3 separate regions of the Homo sapiens genome follow, and regions 1 and 2 are each linked to region 3. A link is an interaction called in ENCODE POLR2A ChIA-PET data of the cell type or tissue named here. Cell type or tissue: Caco-2. All regions are shown on one strand. Links, peaks and the distances in the headings refer to the core of each region. The heading gives the core; the rest is flanking DNA.

Region 1 (7,128 bases), core at 1,957-4,456, 500 kb before region 3:
CATCTCCATCAACTCAGCCATCAACGACGGCAGGACTGCCCTGTACGACGAGAGCTGCTCTTCCACCTTGGCTTCCACCTTCAGCAACGGGAGGAAAAGGAACCCCGAGGCCGGTGTGGTGAGCACGTCCCCTTCTGTCCTTGTTTCCTTAGGGCCACTGCACCTCTGTGTCAGGGTGGGATGCTGGGACACTGGCTTGCTCCCCTCCTGTCCCCTCCCTCAGAGCCTGAACTAAGGCTCTGAAGGGAAGACCCCTTTTCTCTATGCCCAGTCCTGCTTTCTAACAAAGCACAGACCTCCCATCTGCGAGCTAGTAGCATGATCGGTGAGGACTCCTTTCTGGATCGTTTTCCATAGATTTTCTTGTTTATTGTTTCTGGCTTACAAGTAATGATGAAGTCTGGTTTACCAATCAGTTGCCCCATTCCATCACTTACAAGAATAACTAACTCATTGTAAGAACCAAGGCATCACACTGTAACCCTGTCTGAAACAAGAACCCATCTGTTTATTTATAGCAATTTAAAAAACAACATTCACGGATGGACTTTTCTGGATCCATAAACCCCGTAAAATTGCACACACATCTGTTATTTTCTCAGGGAAAGAGTTGTGATTTTCATCATATTTTAAAATGGAGCCATGATTTTTAGAACAAAAAGATTAATAATCACAGATTTATTGTTTGTTGCTCTTTTCTGAGCAAAGAAAAAAAAATCTTCCTTTCTTGGCAACTAGGTATAATGGTGAATTTTCCAAGCCCCTGGGAAATACATCATCTGTAAAGCATAATAAGCTTTTTTGGATCTTTTCCTCTCTGGAGATTTTGCTCACAGATCAGCCTTTTCTTACACCTCCAAACCAGGATTTAGTAGGTGGTTCAGTAGTCATGCATGAATTATATCCTGACTGGCTGCACCCATCTCCACTGAGGCTTCTTGAGACAGGAGGACAGGAGCTCAGGACAAAATCATTAGTACCATCCAGTGTTTCGATCCCACGCTCCCACGTGGGATCCCAACTTGGCAAGATGGCCATGCCCCTGCGTGAGCGAGGAGAAGCCCTTTACCTGGAAGGGACGCAGACCTTAAAAGCCTGTCCTTCCCACGAGCCCTCCTGCATTCCCCCTTGGTCTTGGGGAGGATGAAGAATGTGCCAGCTCCTCCCAAACAGAAGGGGGCTTTGACCCCTCTTATCCTGTAAGCTGTATGGACAGAAAGGGAGAAGGGCAGAGCAGACAGGGACAGGTGAGGTGACACTTCACTCTCACGCCTGAAAGCTCCACTCCCTACCCCAAAGACCTCTCAGTGGTGTAAATTTGTCCTCGACCCGTATTTATGACTCTTTCTACTTGGGCTGGCTAAAGGCCTTGAGTTTCCTGTGAGTACTATAATTTTGCTCAATAGATGCCCTTAAACCTCCCTGGTAATTTCTTCCTCAAAATAATAAGCTCTCTTGAGGATCCTACAGACAGAGGAAGAATTCCCGTCGTTTATACATGATTTTAATGAACACCCTGGCTCTCACAAACATTGAAAATGAGGTTTTTCACTTTGTGAAAGTCCTTTAAAAATCTGTTTACCAGTCTCCCCTCTAAATAAGAGTTGTGGAGGTGATACCCACATATTGGGTTGTCTTGACTCAACACATCTCAGAATCTCTCCGTGGATTTTAGATGTAGAGAAACATGTTTTAATAGCCTGCCCTTCTAGAGAGACTTTAGCTGAGCATGTTGATTCTTTCCTCTTCGGGAATGCCTTCTTTCCCCCAAGAAGGAAAAAGAAATGCTGATGAAGTGGCCTTTGGCCTTTCAAGGGCCAGTCCCAATGCAACAAAACTAGGGTGGGGGTATTGACATCACTTTCCACTTCATAATGTTTCCTTTTAGGTTTCAGGAAATAAATCTCTCTGTAGTCTCTGGAATAGCCACAGATATGCTTCTTTGAACAACTCATTTATCTTGTGGACACTGTAACTATAACTGACTATATATCCCCTTTTACGTGGGCTACTAGGAAGCTCAGATAAAATCTAGGGCAAAAGAGAGGCATATGGATGCTAAGTTTATCCTTAGTTTCATCTTAATCTTCTTGGGAACAAAGCATAGGTTAAATAAAAGGAGTAGGCTGGGGGCAGTGACTCATGCCTGTAATCCTTTGGAAGGCTGAGGCAGGTGGATCACCTGAGGTCAGGAGTTTGAGACCAGCTTGGTCAACATGGCGAAACCCTGTCTCTACTAAAATTACAAAAATTAGCCGGGCATGGTGGCACGTGCCTGTAATCCCAGCTAATTCAGGAGGCTGAGGCAGGAGAATCGCTTGAACCTGGGAGGCGGAGGTTGCCATGAGCCAAGATCATGCCACTGCACTCCAGCCTGGGCAACAGAGTGAGGCTGTCTCAATAAATAAATGAATAAATAAAAGGAGTAGATAATCCCCTGCTCCACATTGTGCGGGGGTTCAAAATAGCGTGATTTATCCACTCATTACTCATTATCTTCCCTTCCAGGCAACCACAGATTTGTACGGCAACTGCACTCTGAGGCATTCTGGGACATCTGCAGCTGCCCCCGAGGCAGCTGGTGTGTTTGCACTGGCTCTGGAGGCTAAGTATGTTCATAGCTCTGGGTCCAGGGCCAGCTCTGCAGGGTGGACTAACACGTGTCTCTCTGCCCACATGCCAGGTGTCCATGGAGGGAAAAGTTGATGTGAGAGGCCATGAATAGTCAGGGCCAATGAACTCTGCTGTGCATTTCTAAGTGGCCCATGTGCCCACCAGCACACGTGCGTGTGCATACACACACACACGCACACACCATAAAACCACATTCCTGGGAGCACACAACACCCAGCAGCACGTATTAGCAACTTACTCAGATACCCAGTGAAGGCACAGAGATATTTCTTTCTTCATCAAATTTACCCCTCTATCCTCTGTGTATCCCTGGGCTCTTCTACTCCAGTGATATTCACAATCAGCTACTTGAAGACAAATCAAATTGCCAGGCTGGTGTTTCAGAACATGTGGCAAACAAAGTGGTCCCACTCAAGATTTGTTAATTTGTGAAGTGGATTCACTTTTTAACACTGAAACAAGATAGGCAAAGTCACGCAGTGTAGACCAAGATATGGGCTTTCCTGGGAGACCTTCCAAGCTGAAGGTAAGAGGAGACCATCTCCTATGTCCTCACCATCCTATGGAGAGGCCACATATTGCTACTGCTGGACACACCTTGGATTTGAGTAGCAGTGGAGGTACCTGCCCACCTGCTACTCTACTTTCTTTTAATGATACCTGAGGCTGGCCTTATGTTCACAGAATGAACACATGGGCTTCAGACACCACACACATAGTGTGAGTGTAAGTGCCGGCTGTGTAGGGAATTGTCAGAGAATGCAGTTCCCAGCAACTTGTGAGAAGTTGGATTCAGTCTCTTGGGGAAGGAGAGTAGAGTTGCTAGGCAACCAGGGCTCCCAGCATCAATCTCTAGGCAGCCCTGCTTGTCTCTCTCCACATAGGCAGTGCATTTTCTGATTTGCAAAGGAGGCAGGAGTTGGTTCCTAGAATAGAAAGGGGCTTCAACAGATTACCTAGTTCAACCCTCTACCTTCACAAGAAAAGGCATAATTATCCTCCCTTTACAGATAAGACCCCAAATTGAGAGTGACTTCTCTTTTTGGACAAGTCTAAACTTTGACTCTTCTAACAAAATTCAGATAGAAAATTTATGATGCCAAGACACTGGTCAAAGCTCAACTATTAGGCACAGAGACCTCTGCCCTATCAAGCACAGAAAACAAAATTTACTCATATCCAATGTACATTTCCTGAAGATAAAACTGTTCATCTCAGGGTCTGAGTGGGCCCTGGAGCCTGAGCTGGCCTTGCTCACTGCATCCGCAAGGAGACAATTAGCACAGCCTGCTGCCTGTAGCTGAGCTGTGCAGAGCCAGGGAACAGGAGTGCTCCAAAAGCGAGAAGGGTTTCCGGTTGCCCTTTCAACCTCAGAAGTCAGGACTTGACTCACAGTCTTCTGGATTTTTGACAAACAAAATCCTATGCCTATGCCTAGATCCATAGGCACACAAATGGAAGACCTAAATAAATCAAAGTGGGGGAGTGAGGCTGCTGGACTCCTAGAGATTCATGGCTCTGCCTTGATTAGTCACCATTCTTTTAGCACATACGTCCAGATATCCTACAGAAAAGAATGCAGTCACCATTCAGGCATGCTTTGTTTTGAAGCAATGATCATGAACTTAATATTCTCTGCTGGCATAAAGAGGAAAAAAATATAACACCTGGCAGCTTGTGGGTAAGTCCATCACGGGAGCCGGTCCTAAAATTCTTCAAAATACCAACTTTCTGAGGTTGGAAGCAGACCCTGAGATGAGATTTTGGTGCAAGTGATTTATTAAGGAAGGGATCCCAGGAAAGGCAGTAAGGGAGTAGGGGAAACAAGTTAGGGATGGGGAAGAATCCAAGCAAAGGTTCAACTTCAAAAGTTCTGGCCTCAGTCTAATCCCGAGTGTAAATTAGGCCTCAGAGTTTGTTCTACCTCCAGGCAAGGAAGCAGGACTGTCATATTCTTATATGAGTCAGTCATCGGCTAAGAGCTACTCTGGAGAAGTAAACTCCAAGGCATCTCTAGCTTTAGGCAAAGCGGCTCCAATAGCCAAAAGTGAAAACCATTGGTCAGGATGAGATACTCCAAATGAGAGCCCAGAGGGATGAGGAATAGGGCCTCCACAGAGCAGTCCCAAAGCTCATCTCTCTCTTATCTTGAGATAAGGTTACAGGAAGTCCTCATGCATAACAACAAATTATCTAAATGTATGTCCATCAGGACCTTGAAAGAGAGAGAACAACACTTCCCCCATCATGACTGTAGGGGAGAAAAAGAAAACCATCTCTCTCTCCTAACCAGTTGTCACTTTGTAGTTTAATATCATAATGTACTTTTCTGCCTAATGCTTGAAAATGCCTACTTGAGTCACAGGAAATATTGCTCCCATCTCCCAGTATCACCAATATCAGAGAAATTTCAAAGAATTTTAGTGGGGGATGACTGCCACCTTCGAATATTTAGGTTTCTCTCATATGACCTGGTGCTTTCTCTGTGGTCCTAGAGGGTGAGCTAGGCTCGAGGGGTAGATGTCATAAGAAGATCAGTTTTTGACTCAAGAAAATCATCTGGAGTAAAGTGGTCCACATGCTGGACTGGAACAACATTTCCAAAACTGACCTTCCAGGGGATGGATTTTTAATGTAAACTCTTTAGCGAGTATAGTATATAGAAAGAAATTCATTAGGTGTGGCTCCATGACATTTTAACTAAATGAACAGACCCATGTAGCCAGCACCCAAATCAAGAAACAGACGATTTATGTGCCCTGTTGCTCAGCAGTGCAAGAGATTCCTCCATGTTCCTGTATGTAGTTATAGGTCGTTCATTCTCATTGTTGAATATCATTCCATTGTATAAATGGATATTTGGATTGTTTCCATTTGGGGCTACTATGAGTGATATTGTTAGGAACATTCTTGTACATGCCTTTTGGTGAACATACAGATACATTTCTGTTGAGCGTCTACTAGGGAGTCAAAATGTTGGGTCATTAATATACATATGTGCAATTCTAGTAGATATCGTCAAATAGTTTCCTGAAGTGGGTGTACCCATTGACCCTACCTTGAGCAGTATATGAGAATTACAGTTGCCCCACATCCTTGCCAAAATGTGGTATTATTAGTCTTCTATATTTTAGCATTCTTATGGATGTGCAGTGGAGTCATATTATAGTTTTAATTTGCACTTCCCTCATAGCTAGTGAAATTGAGCACACTGGGTAAAGTTTTTTAAAAAATACATTCCCAAGCCTCACCCAAGCCTCATAGAATACAAATCCCTAGGGATGGGTGGCCCAGGAACCTGACTTTTCAATGCCTGTTCCCCGGGAATACTTAAGCTGCCAGCCTGTCGCTGATCTGTGAACTAGGGTGTGAGGATGATCAATAAGGCAATAGCTCTGTGAATCTATGACTCTGGGTGCAGAGTGTGGGTAGCTGGCTTCTGCCTCTGATTAGGTGTTGGTATTCAGTCAAGATTTAATGTTTCTGCATGAAACAACGAATCCAAATAATAACAGAGACAAGGGTTTATTTCTCTGTCATGTGAAAGAAAATACAGAGATAAGGAACCCAGGGCTGGTTTAGGGTACCGGGGTACCATTGTGAATCAGGGAATCCAGCTCTTTCTAGCTTTCTGCTCCTTTGCTCTGCCACTTTCATGTTCTCTAGACGTGCTGGAACTCCAGCCACCATGTTTACATTTCAGGCAGGAAAAGGAGAAGCACAAAGGGCAAAAAAATAAATAAATAAACAAATAAAAGAGAGAGAGAGAAGGAGAGAGAGAAAGAAAGAGAAAAATAAAAAAAGAAAGAAAGAAAAGAAAGAAGGAAACCAGCTGAGTCAGCCATGTTGAAGGGGTTTTCCAAGGAGCCCCACCCAGTGGCTTCTGCTTATTTCTCATTGGCTAGAACTGTCACATGACCACCGCCACACTTCAAGGGAGGCTGGGAAATGTAATTTTATAGCTGAATGCATTGCTGTTCTGAATAAAACTGAAGTTTTCTTAATAAGGAAGGAGAAAAGATAGATATGGAGGGAAATACAACTGCTAATGTCTTCTGGCATCTAAGTGGACAATCACTCATCTCTGGATCTCTATTGTCTTATCAACAAAAGGTAGCAAGTTAGATCATCAATAAGGTTCCAATGACTTCCTGGAATATTTTAGCTCTGCTTCTGAAATATTGTTTTTTTAGGGAAGTTAATATTTTAATTGGATGTCTGGTGATTTTTAAGGTTGAATATGCCTTAAAGCTGAAAAACGTTCATTTACATACTTTTAAATATTGAGGTCAATACTTAGGAAATAGTAATCTAATTTACTTTAACTTCTGATATATGTGATATATGTTATCATTAATAATAATAAAGTCTTTTTATTCAGTGTCCAGCACTGTGCTAGGTACTTTACATACATAATTTACATTTACATCCTGCAACAAACCTATAAGGCCTTATGCCCATTTTAAAGATGTAAAGGCTAGAGCTCGAATTGTT
Region 2 (7,128 bases), core at 2,291-4,790, 140 kb before region 3:
CGGTTCTACTCCAGAGTGTGGCAGTCTAAGAAGAGTTCACCCTGGCCATGGCCTGGCCTCTTACCTGTCCCACAACAATTCTGTCTGGCATTGCAGGGGGTCTTGTGTGCATGCACACAGATACTCAGCCTGAAATCCAAGTCCCATCCACATGTCCACGAAGAGCTACCACTTGATAGCTCCTGCACCTACCTGCTCTAGTCTCAGGTCACTTTTGGGGGGACACACCTAGAAACAAGACCAACATGGGTCCTGGGAGGAGGCTCCTAACCATTTGGGCAGAAAATCCAGGGTTGGGCTGGGCATGGTGGCTCCTGACTATAATCCCAGAACTTTGTGAGGCCAAGGCGGGAGGACTACTTTAGCCCAGGAGTTCCAGACCAGCCTGGGCAACATAACGGGACATTATCTCTATAAAAAAATTTTTTTTAAATTAGCTGGGCATGGTGGCATGTGCCTGTGGTCCCAGCTACTCAGGAGGTTGAAGTGGGAGGATCACTTGAGCCCAGGAGGTCAAGGCTGAAGTGAGCTATGATCACACCACTGCACTCCAGCGCACGCAACAGAACAAGACTGTATCTTAAAAAAAAAAAAAAAAAAATTCCAGGGCCCCAGGTACATGAAATATGGCCCAGAAGGTCTCAGGCCCTGAGTAGACATGATCCCACAGCAACCAGACTCCTCAGTCTGTGGGGAGGGGCAAGGCCAGAGGAGGGCCAGAGAAGGGCCCTCTACAGTACTGGGTGCGGGGTAGGGCCCCCTACTTGTGAGGGTCTAGGGCTGTATTGGTATGACCTTGGGATGCTCTCAGTGTGTGAGTCTGCTCAGGCTGCCGTCACAAACATCACGGACTGGGTGGCTTAAACAGAAATGTATTCTCATCTGGAGGCTGGAAGTTCAAGATCAAGTTGTCAGCAGGGCTGGTTTATCCTACACCTTTGGCTTGCCTTCTTACTGTCTTCATGGCCTTTTCTCTGTGCATATGAACTTCTGCTCTTTTCCTCTTCTTCTAAGGACACTAATCATATCAGATTAGGGCCCCACCCTTATGATCTATGACTCATTTAACCTTAATTACTTCTTTAAAGACCCTACCTCTAAATATAGCCACATTTGGGGGTGAGGGCTCCAGCATACATATTCTGGGGGAGACACAATTCATTCCATAGCACTCAACCTCTCTAAGCCTCAATTGCCTCATCTGTAAAAAGGAGATGATAATAAGGCTTGCTCCATGAAGATGGTGTAAAGATTAATTGGAATAAAGCAACTAAAATGCCCAGCCCAGTGTCTGAAACATAGTAAGTTAAGTAAGCACTGCTGTGTAACAAATGACTCCAAGGCTTAGTGATCCAAGACAACCCCCATTCTACTATCTCTCACAATTTTATGGATTGGGAATCTGGGCAGGGCTGGGTTGGGCAACTGTTCTGCTCCTCATGGCTCTAGGACAGTCCCTTTGTGTCTAGAAGGTAAGTTGGCTGGTTTGAAGGAGCTTCACTTACATGTCTGGTGCATTGGTGGGGACAGCTGGAAGGCTGATCTTAGCTGGGATATTGATCAGAGTACCCACACGTGGCCTCTTCAGGATGACCAGCCCAGGGTAGTCAAACTTCTTACAAAGGTCAAAGCTCCCAGAGCAGGAGTCCCAGCAGTGGAAGTGGAAGCTGCCAGACACAGACACCTAAGGCCTGGCCCAGAAACTAGTATGGCAGCACTTCCACCATTTTCTACTGGCCAAGTGCCCACAGAGCCTCTCCAAATTCAGCAAGAAGGGACACAGACCCCACATCCCAACAAGAAGAGTAGCAAAGAATGTGTGGCCATCTTTAACCTACCACAGCATCCAGGAAGTATTAACTATTGTCATTTTTCAAACATGGAAGGTAAAAAATGGGAGGCCACAAGAGTGGTGGGGTCCTTGGTGGTCTTTGACACCCGGAATAGAAAAGGGTGAGTTTTTGGTACTTTTAATGTTCAGAGCCTCTCCCCTCTCTCATGACTCCACTACCTTACCCATCTCACGTCCAGTTTCAGGGACCCTTGCATCACACGAGTTAAACTTCAGCTTAAAGTTCCTGTTGAGTGCGGTGCCTGTCAAGAGCTGTTGGTGGGAGACACATGGGCTTTCAGAGATGCCCCGCCCTCCCTCATGAAGCTCGCATCCAGCCCAGGGAATAGGAAGATAAGCAGTGCTGTGCTGGTAGCCAGCTTTCTGGGGGATGGGAGGACCCCGACTTGTAACATTTGCTGATTTCCCTGGCATAAGTAAACCAGGACTGATTTCAAACTGCCAAAATGACTTCGATGAACCCAGAGTTGAGAAGAGATTCCCAAAACTGGCTCTTGCAAGCTGATGCGTGCTTGTTCCAAAGATGGAAACAAGGCAGGGTCTGGTGAATGCCAAGCATAAACTGCAGGAAAGAGTGGGTCCAGTTGGGGGTAGGATGACGGGGAGGAGGCATTCGGGATGAGGCTTGGAGAATGGGTAGAAATTACTGAAGGAGGACATTCCAAGCAGGAGGAACAGCATTAAAAAAGATCTAAAGGGGGCCAGGTGCGGTGGCTCACGCCTGTAATCCCAGCACTTTGGGAGGCCAACACGGGCGGATCACGAGGTCAGGAGATTGAGACCATCCTGGCTAACACGGTGAAATCTTGTCTCTACTAAAAATACAAAAAATTGGCCGGGCGTGGTGGCAGGCGCCTGTAGTCCCAGCTACTTGGGAGGCTGAGGCAGGAGAATTGCTTGAACCCGGGAGGCAGAGGTTGTAGTGAACCGAGATTGCACCACTGCACTCCAGCCTGGGCAACAGAGCAAGACTCCATCTCAAAAAAAAAAAAAAAAAAAGAAAAGAAAAGAAAAGAAAAGAAAAGAAAAGAAAAAAGACCCAGAGGCAGGAAAACCCAAGGTATACCAAAGAACATCGAGGGGCAGGGTTTGTAGTGGACAGCACATGAAGGATGGTTAAAGATCTGGGTAGAAAGCCAGGTGCCGTGGCTCATGCCTGTAATCCCAGCGCTGTGGGAGGCCAAGGCAAGCAAATCACTTGAGGCCAGGAGTTCTAGACCAGACTGGCCAACATGGCAAAACCCAGGTCTACTAAAAATACAAAAAATCAGCTGGGCATCGTGGCGGGCACCTGTAATCTCAGCTACTCAGGAGGCTGAGGCAGGAGAATCACTTGAACCAAGAGGCAGAGGTTGCAGTGAGCTGAGATCTTGCCACTGCACTCCAGCCTGGGCGACAGAGGGGGAAAAAAAAAGATCTTGCTGGAAAAGGTGAGGTGGGCTCTAATGATGAAGGGACTTGAGAGCAAAGCTGGGGGGTTAACATGGTTAAAAGAAAAACTTTAGACACATTTAACAAAGTTTAATTGAGCAAGGAAGAATTCTTGAATTGGGCAGCCCCCAAACCAGAATAGGTTCAGAGAGACTCCAGTGCTGCTACGTGGTCAGAGAGGATTTATGGACAGAAAAAAGAAAGCTGCAGCCAGAAGAAGGAAATGTGGTACAGAAACAGCCGGACCGGTTACAACTGGGAGTTTGTCTTACTTAACAGTTGGCCACTTGTGATTGGTTGAAGCTGGGTGATTGGCACAAGAGTAGGTTACAGTCTGTTTACACATCCAGCTAGGTTACAGTTCACTGTGTCTGGAGAAACCTTTAGGCCTAACTTACAAGATGCAGCTTTAGGCCAAACCTAAAAAACATTTACTACGGAGGGCGTCAGAAGGCTTTTGAGCAGGGATTGACATGATCTGGAAGGTGCATTGGAAGTGGGGTGAACTTGGAAAGTGGGACCCCCTGAAAGGAGACAAGGAGGTGGGACTGCCGATGGAGCAGAGGAGAGTGGGCCCAGCTGCATAGATTGGCTCTACCGTGGAGATGTCAAAGGTGTGGGCTGCGAGGCTGAAAGCCAGGATAGGGGATGATTTGCTCGGAGGAGCTGTTCTCCAGGGAAATCAGAAATCTTCATGGTCAAGTCTTGAAAAGTTTTGGTCTCCAGACAAAGGTTTCCAGTGGCAGCTCCTGGGGAGAATCTGGAAGCTAGGGACTTCCCCAAGGCCTTCTTTCCAGTAAGCAGCCCCCTGCAGCCACCGCACAGACCCCCTCAGGCCTCAGGTCCCTCTTGGGCCCGTCTCCACTGTGACAAGGGGAAGCCAGGACAGGGAAAGCTCACGGTGAGTTTGAACTTGAGATGCCTGGGGCTGGCAGATCAGTGCTTTGTTCCTCTGTCCTGTAGTATTCCACCAACCCCCTGGCACTGTCCTGAATGACACGTGTGTTCCTTACACACGTGCCATGCTCTACAGCCCATCTAGTGCGTCGGGAGGCAGCATCCCATTTAATCCATGCACATCCTGTCTGAGAGTCGCTATTTATAAGCCCATTTCATAGGTGAAGGAGCTGAGGCCCAAAGAGGTGAGAGACTTCAACAGGCAGTATGTGGCAGAACGAGGGCTCACAGGGCCTAACGCTTGCGCCTTGGAAGGTTCAGCCTGTCTGGGGACACAAAACTTGCACTCACGAAATAACTGGAGGGAAATAACTGGAGGGAAATAAAGAAGAGCTCTTTCTGGGGTCTTTTCCAACTCAACAACCCTGACGACCCCGGCTCTAGAAAAGTCCCTTGGGGAACCCTGCCAGGACAACCTGTTTCATCTCTAAGTGTTTATTACACAAACATATCTCTTATCCTTGATCCAAATGAAATCACCGCCATTCATATGTAACCAGGATATAACTGGGCCATGCTGGGGCCCATCTAAACACAGTGGCCTTTGAATAAACACAGACCTCTCCCAAAGCCCTGAAAACCTTTTTTTTTCTCAAGTCTCTTGAGCAGGCAAACATAGGAGGAGAGGAAAGAGTTGGGGGTCGGGAGCCATGTGCCAAACCCAACGCTGCCCACTGCAAACTTCTTACAGAGTCCTTCTGTCCGTCTCTGTCTCCAAAGCCCACGCCACAGGGCAGGGGCTCACCCAGCCCTCCCTCTCACCCTCAAACTCTCCGCCCTGCCAGCGTCCTGTCTCACTCCCCCTTCTCCCTCCTCCCCCTCCTACAAGCCCTCTTCCAGAGGTTTCCCTTCTGAGAGCAGCTCTAGAGGCTTTATTTTGAAAATCAAGGTAGCCCATTACCCCAGTTAGCACAACGAAGGGCTGGGTTAGGAAGTGGGTGCCTCCTCCAGAGGCCAAGGGAGAGGGGAAGTGTTTGTGGAAGTCCCTTCTTTTACCAGGTGTGGTGAAAAAGATGCTGAGCGGCAGCTAAGGGTACCTGGACTTAGCTCAGTCATTAAGTGTGCGACCTTGAGTAGGTGATTTCACCCTTGGACCTAAGAATAGAAACTGGGTATAGTGGCTCCTCCCTGAGGAGAGTACAGGGAAGAGAGACGCAGTGAACTTTGAACCCACTAGGTTTGGAGATGAAGAGTGGTTCCTGCCAATGGCACAGCCTTCATCTGATCATAAGGAAACAGACAGACCTGAACTTGAGAGCATTTCCTGAAACAATGGGTCCTTTAAAATGCCAGGGCCATGAAGGACAAAGGAAAAAGACCAAGAGACAAGACAGTGGAGGGCAGGGTGTAATCCGGGATCAAATCCTTGACGTGGGGAGGGAGTTTCTATAAGGGACTGTACATCAGATAGTAGCTATGAGTCAGTGTTCTATCTCTTGAATTTGATAAATTGCACCGCAGGTGTGTAAGAAGATGTCTTCATGTTTAGGAGATAGATGCTGAAATATTTAACGATAAAGGGGCAGGAGGTCTCCAACTTTCTAAAGTGTTTCAGAAATTAATAACAGTTTGCGTATATATATGTGAATACGTGTATATACACACATATATAAGAGAGAGAGGCAAATGTTACAAGTTGGGAAACCTGGATGATTTTTGTCTCATTTTTATAAGTTTTTTTCTAAGTGTGAAAGTATTTCAAAACAAAAAGTTAAAAAATAAAAATTGAAAAAAGCAGCGATACATAAGCGCTCTGAGTTTTATGAATTTTAATCAATTAAAGAAGCTTGTTGTTACTCCATTCAGTCATTCATTCAACAAATATTGGCTGAGCTCCTACACTGTGTGGGACACTGTGCTAGGTGTCAGGATGCAGCGAACAAAAGGCCCGGCCTAGCGACCAGACCAAGGTTGGGTCTGCAGTGCATTCCAGGGGCCTCCCCATAACCCCCAACCCCTCCCGCTTTGAGACCCAGGCTCTCCTTGCCCTAGAGGCCAGGCTGTCCCTGCTGCCAGGGGGCCCTTCCTGAGAACTGCCCTCACCTGAAGAGACCCACTTTGACCAAGCTTATGTCCCCTCCTGGCATCCAATGTCTGGTCATTTGGGCCCCCTTGCCTGGACTGGAATAACTCCAAAGACTATCCCAGCTTCAGATCTCCCACAGGGCCAGCTCCAGCCCTCATGGTGACAACATCGCAGTTCAACTCCTCCCTCTGCCCAAGAGCACTGTCCGAAAACTTCCTGCATATAACCTCTGTCTCAGAGTTTGTGTCCGAGGAACATGGTCATTACAGAGTCCCAACAGGAAACAAATGTCACAATCAAATTAAGAGAATTCCAGATGACTTATTAAAAGGACTGTTTACAAAGGTATGGGCAGGGTGTATAAGACCACCAAGAAAAATGCAGTGACCTGGGGCTAGGAACAATTAAGCCTTTACCAAAGGAGATAGCTACGTGGAAAAGGCAACCGTTGGCGGAGTAAGGTCCTTCAGCTGAGACTCAACCAGCCCGAGATGACCCAGCAGAGACGGAGCCACAGGAATAAGCAAATGCCTTTCCTCACTCTCCTCGTCCCCTTCCTGCTACTCCTGCCCGGGCCCCCCATTGGCCACACCCAGCCGGAAGTCTGAAGAAGGATGAGGGTGGCTCTGGTGGCGGACGGAAGACCTCAGTACAGAGTCCCATACAGCACCCGAGCTTGACCCCTCTGGGAGTGTCTGATGAAAGCTCTGGACTCTCCCCAGGAAATGGATCATAAATACACACACACAATTTTACACTTAATTTTAAGGAATTCATGGCTGCTCTCCCAGGAAGCCCAGGCACCCGAGATTAAACACCACAGTGCTATGAAGTGGTAGAAGCAGAGGCACAAAACACGAGT
Region 3 (2,500 bases), core at 1-2,500:
CTCAATTAACTGATTTTCTGAGCTGGAAATTGAGAGGAAAAAAACTACCTAACTCCATTTCTGCCCGTCAAAAAAAAAAAAAAAAAAAAGAGAGGAGAGAACAGTGGCAGCACTAATAGGAACTGGGCTATTAGGGAAAAGTGACTTAAATAAAAGTACATTAAAGCAGACAAGGTGGTGGTCAATCTGAAAACCTGACACACAAGGCACGAGGAACTCATAGCGTAAGCATCTCATTGCCCCATTCCTTTTACTGTAAGGAGTGCTAAAGTAAAGTTGTCATAACACTGGATTACCCAAAGCACGGAATGCCAAGTGAAGATTACAATTAAGAAGATGAGGTATTTCACTCCAAATTTCCCTTTGGGTCCCTTTCTTCAAAATAAAAAGTTCAAGACTAAAAACTTATGTACTTAACCTCTAAAACTTGAAAATCTGGTCAATCAGCTATAAAAAGACTAAATATATTCACTAAAAGCACATGGATTACTTAAGTTTCAAGTACTCCCTTTTTCCTTAAGCACTGTATATTTATAATTCTGAAAGCCAGAGGGAGCCTATTACAATGGCTTTCCTCCAAAAAATTAAGCTCAAGTAGTCACCAGAAGTTGATTTTAACATCAACTATTAGTAAGATCAAAACAGATACTTTTGAGTCCTCACATCTCAACCTAAGTATTTTTCTTCCACATGAATTCTTGATAACTCCTATGAAATATCTGCTTGTCTGGCTTAATTTTCACATGTCCATTTGTGAGATCTCTGCAAACAAAGATAAAGCTTCAAGGTCTGCGACTTCATTTGATCATAACTGACTCCAGCTTTGGCGTATTTTCTGATAAGAGCTTCCTTCCTTCTGCTAAGTTAACACTGGCAAATACAGCCTTTAAAAATACCTCAAATCATTAACTGAGATGTGATTGCAGAGGCTATACCAACGACTCTACTGATCTTAGGCTTATCTGTCAAGGTCAGGCAGGCCCAAGAACAGGAATAAACAGAGCCAGGCCTAAGAAGTAGCCATGGTCTCTGGAGGAGACATAGGACAGCTCACAGGACAGGTCTAAGGTGCCTTTCCCAGAGCTCAAAAACTGCCACATTTCCTAAGATTCCATTTCCTAAAGTCACAAACCCTGACTTCTAGCACTGCTCAAATGAATATGCTGACAGTTCCATTTTCGCTCACAAGCCCAGCAAACTCAGTGAGCCTGTGAACTCCACATGGGATACCCTTGGAATTCGAATAGGAGGACCCAAGGGGGATGTAATCAAGTAAATGGAGCTCATTTGTGCACCACAGTTAAAGCTGCAATGGATGCTACCAGCTGCTTTAGCTGCTTTTCGTTCCTCTGAATAATTATCTTCTCTTTTCGTCCCTTTCCCCATGTAGAGGTAATACCCCCGACTATACCTGTCTTCCTTTCTGGTTAGTATAGAAACATATTTTTTGTTTCAGAATGTGATGAAGACAAAAAGAAGAAAACCACTAGGTTATGAGTGACTGCAACCACAGCATATCAAACATCCGAGGTTCACTAGCAGCCATTTTGCCCAGACATTTCGCCCTAGGAAGGGATTCAAGCAAAACTCCAATCACTTGACATGACAGTCCTAACCACCAAATAAGCAAATAATGCAATGTTGTATTTGGGCCTTAAAGAACTGTCTAAAAGAGAGTATTGGCAAAACCCCTCAGCATCCAGGCCATCATTAACTCAATGTCCCCCAGGCGCAAGTTAAATGAACTTTCTCATATTATAGCATATAACCCTCCAGATGAGACAAACATGGGTAGAAACTTGTGAAATGACTAGAGCTTCTAAGTCAGCATTTGTACTCTCACTCGGGAAGCATCAAGTGTGACCAAAAGTTCAGCATTCCTTCTGCTTAGTCAACAAACCCACTCCACAGTGCTACAGAACTTGCTAAATAATTGCCAGGCTCCACTCTTCCCCTCTCACTTGCCTCTGCCTCCATCCCCCCTTAAGCTTGAAGGGCTCAGAGTACTCCTTAGCCCTGCTGGCCAACACTTGAGTCTCTGACTTAGGCCACAGATGTTACAATGCTTACAGTGGCCGTTTACAACAGTTAACAAAGCAGGCTTTAGAACCAAGTCCAGCCTTGGGCATGCCGGACCTTTACCATGCAAAGTTTTACCTCTTTTCCAGATCCCTTAGGTCACTTGTAAGAATCAAATTGAAAATATACCTACTCTCAAATAATTTAAGTTTTAAAACTGACTTCTGGCTGGGTGTGGTGGCTCACGCCTGCAATCCCAGCAATTTGGGATGCCAAGGTAGGCAGATCACTTGAGGTCAGGAGATCGAGACCAGCCTGACCAACATGGTGAAACCCCGTCTCTACTAAAAATACAAAAAGTGGCCAGGCACGGTGGCTCACGCCTGTAATCCCAGCACTTTGGGAGGTGGAGGCAGCTAGATCACAAGGTCAGGAGATCGAGAACATCTTGGCCAACACGGTGAAACCCCGTCTCTACCAA

What was found. Peaks named below come from ENCODE experiments on the same cell type or tissue, not always from the same donor. Only the 100,000 strongest peaks of a DNase experiment are listed, where the experiment ranks them.
Region 1: POLR2A ChIA-PET joins it to region 3 with 11 read pairs; 2 of 35 experiments call an interaction of 5 or more read pairs at or near these places.
Region 2: POLR2A ChIA-PET joins it to region 3 with 11 read pairs; 5 of 35 experiments call an interaction of 5 or more read pairs at or near these places.

Annotation. Positions count from the first base shown.
Region 1 is chr20:17,453,840-17,460,967 of GRCh38, forward strand. PCSK2 (proprotein convertase subtilisin/kexin type 2) reads left to right here. Exons shown (of 12, transcript NM_002594.5): 9 at 1-118; 10 at 2,509-2,609. Among named protein-coding and RNA genes, the nearest start is that of BFSP1, 74 kb to the right of the region's middle. In Caco-2, for the core only: no CTCF peak of the experiment used is centred there; no DNase peak of the experiment used is centred there.
Region 2 is chr20:17,818,564-17,825,691 of GRCh38, forward strand. All of the region lies in intron 2 of LOC107985440 (a long non-coding RNA gene), which reads right to left. Among named protein-coding and RNA genes, the nearest start is that of BANF2, 120 kb to the left of the region's middle. In Caco-2, for the core only: no CTCF peak of the experiment used is centred there; a DNase peak (open chromatin) is centred at 3,578.
Region 3 is chr20:17,957,934-17,960,433 of GRCh38, forward strand. All of the region lies in intron 1 of SNX5 (sorting nexin 5), which reads right to left. Among named protein-coding and RNA genes, the nearest start is that of SNORD17, 3.8 kb to the right of the region's middle. In Caco-2, for the core only: no CTCF peak of the experiment used is centred there; DNase peaks (open chromatin) are centred at 989 and 1,967.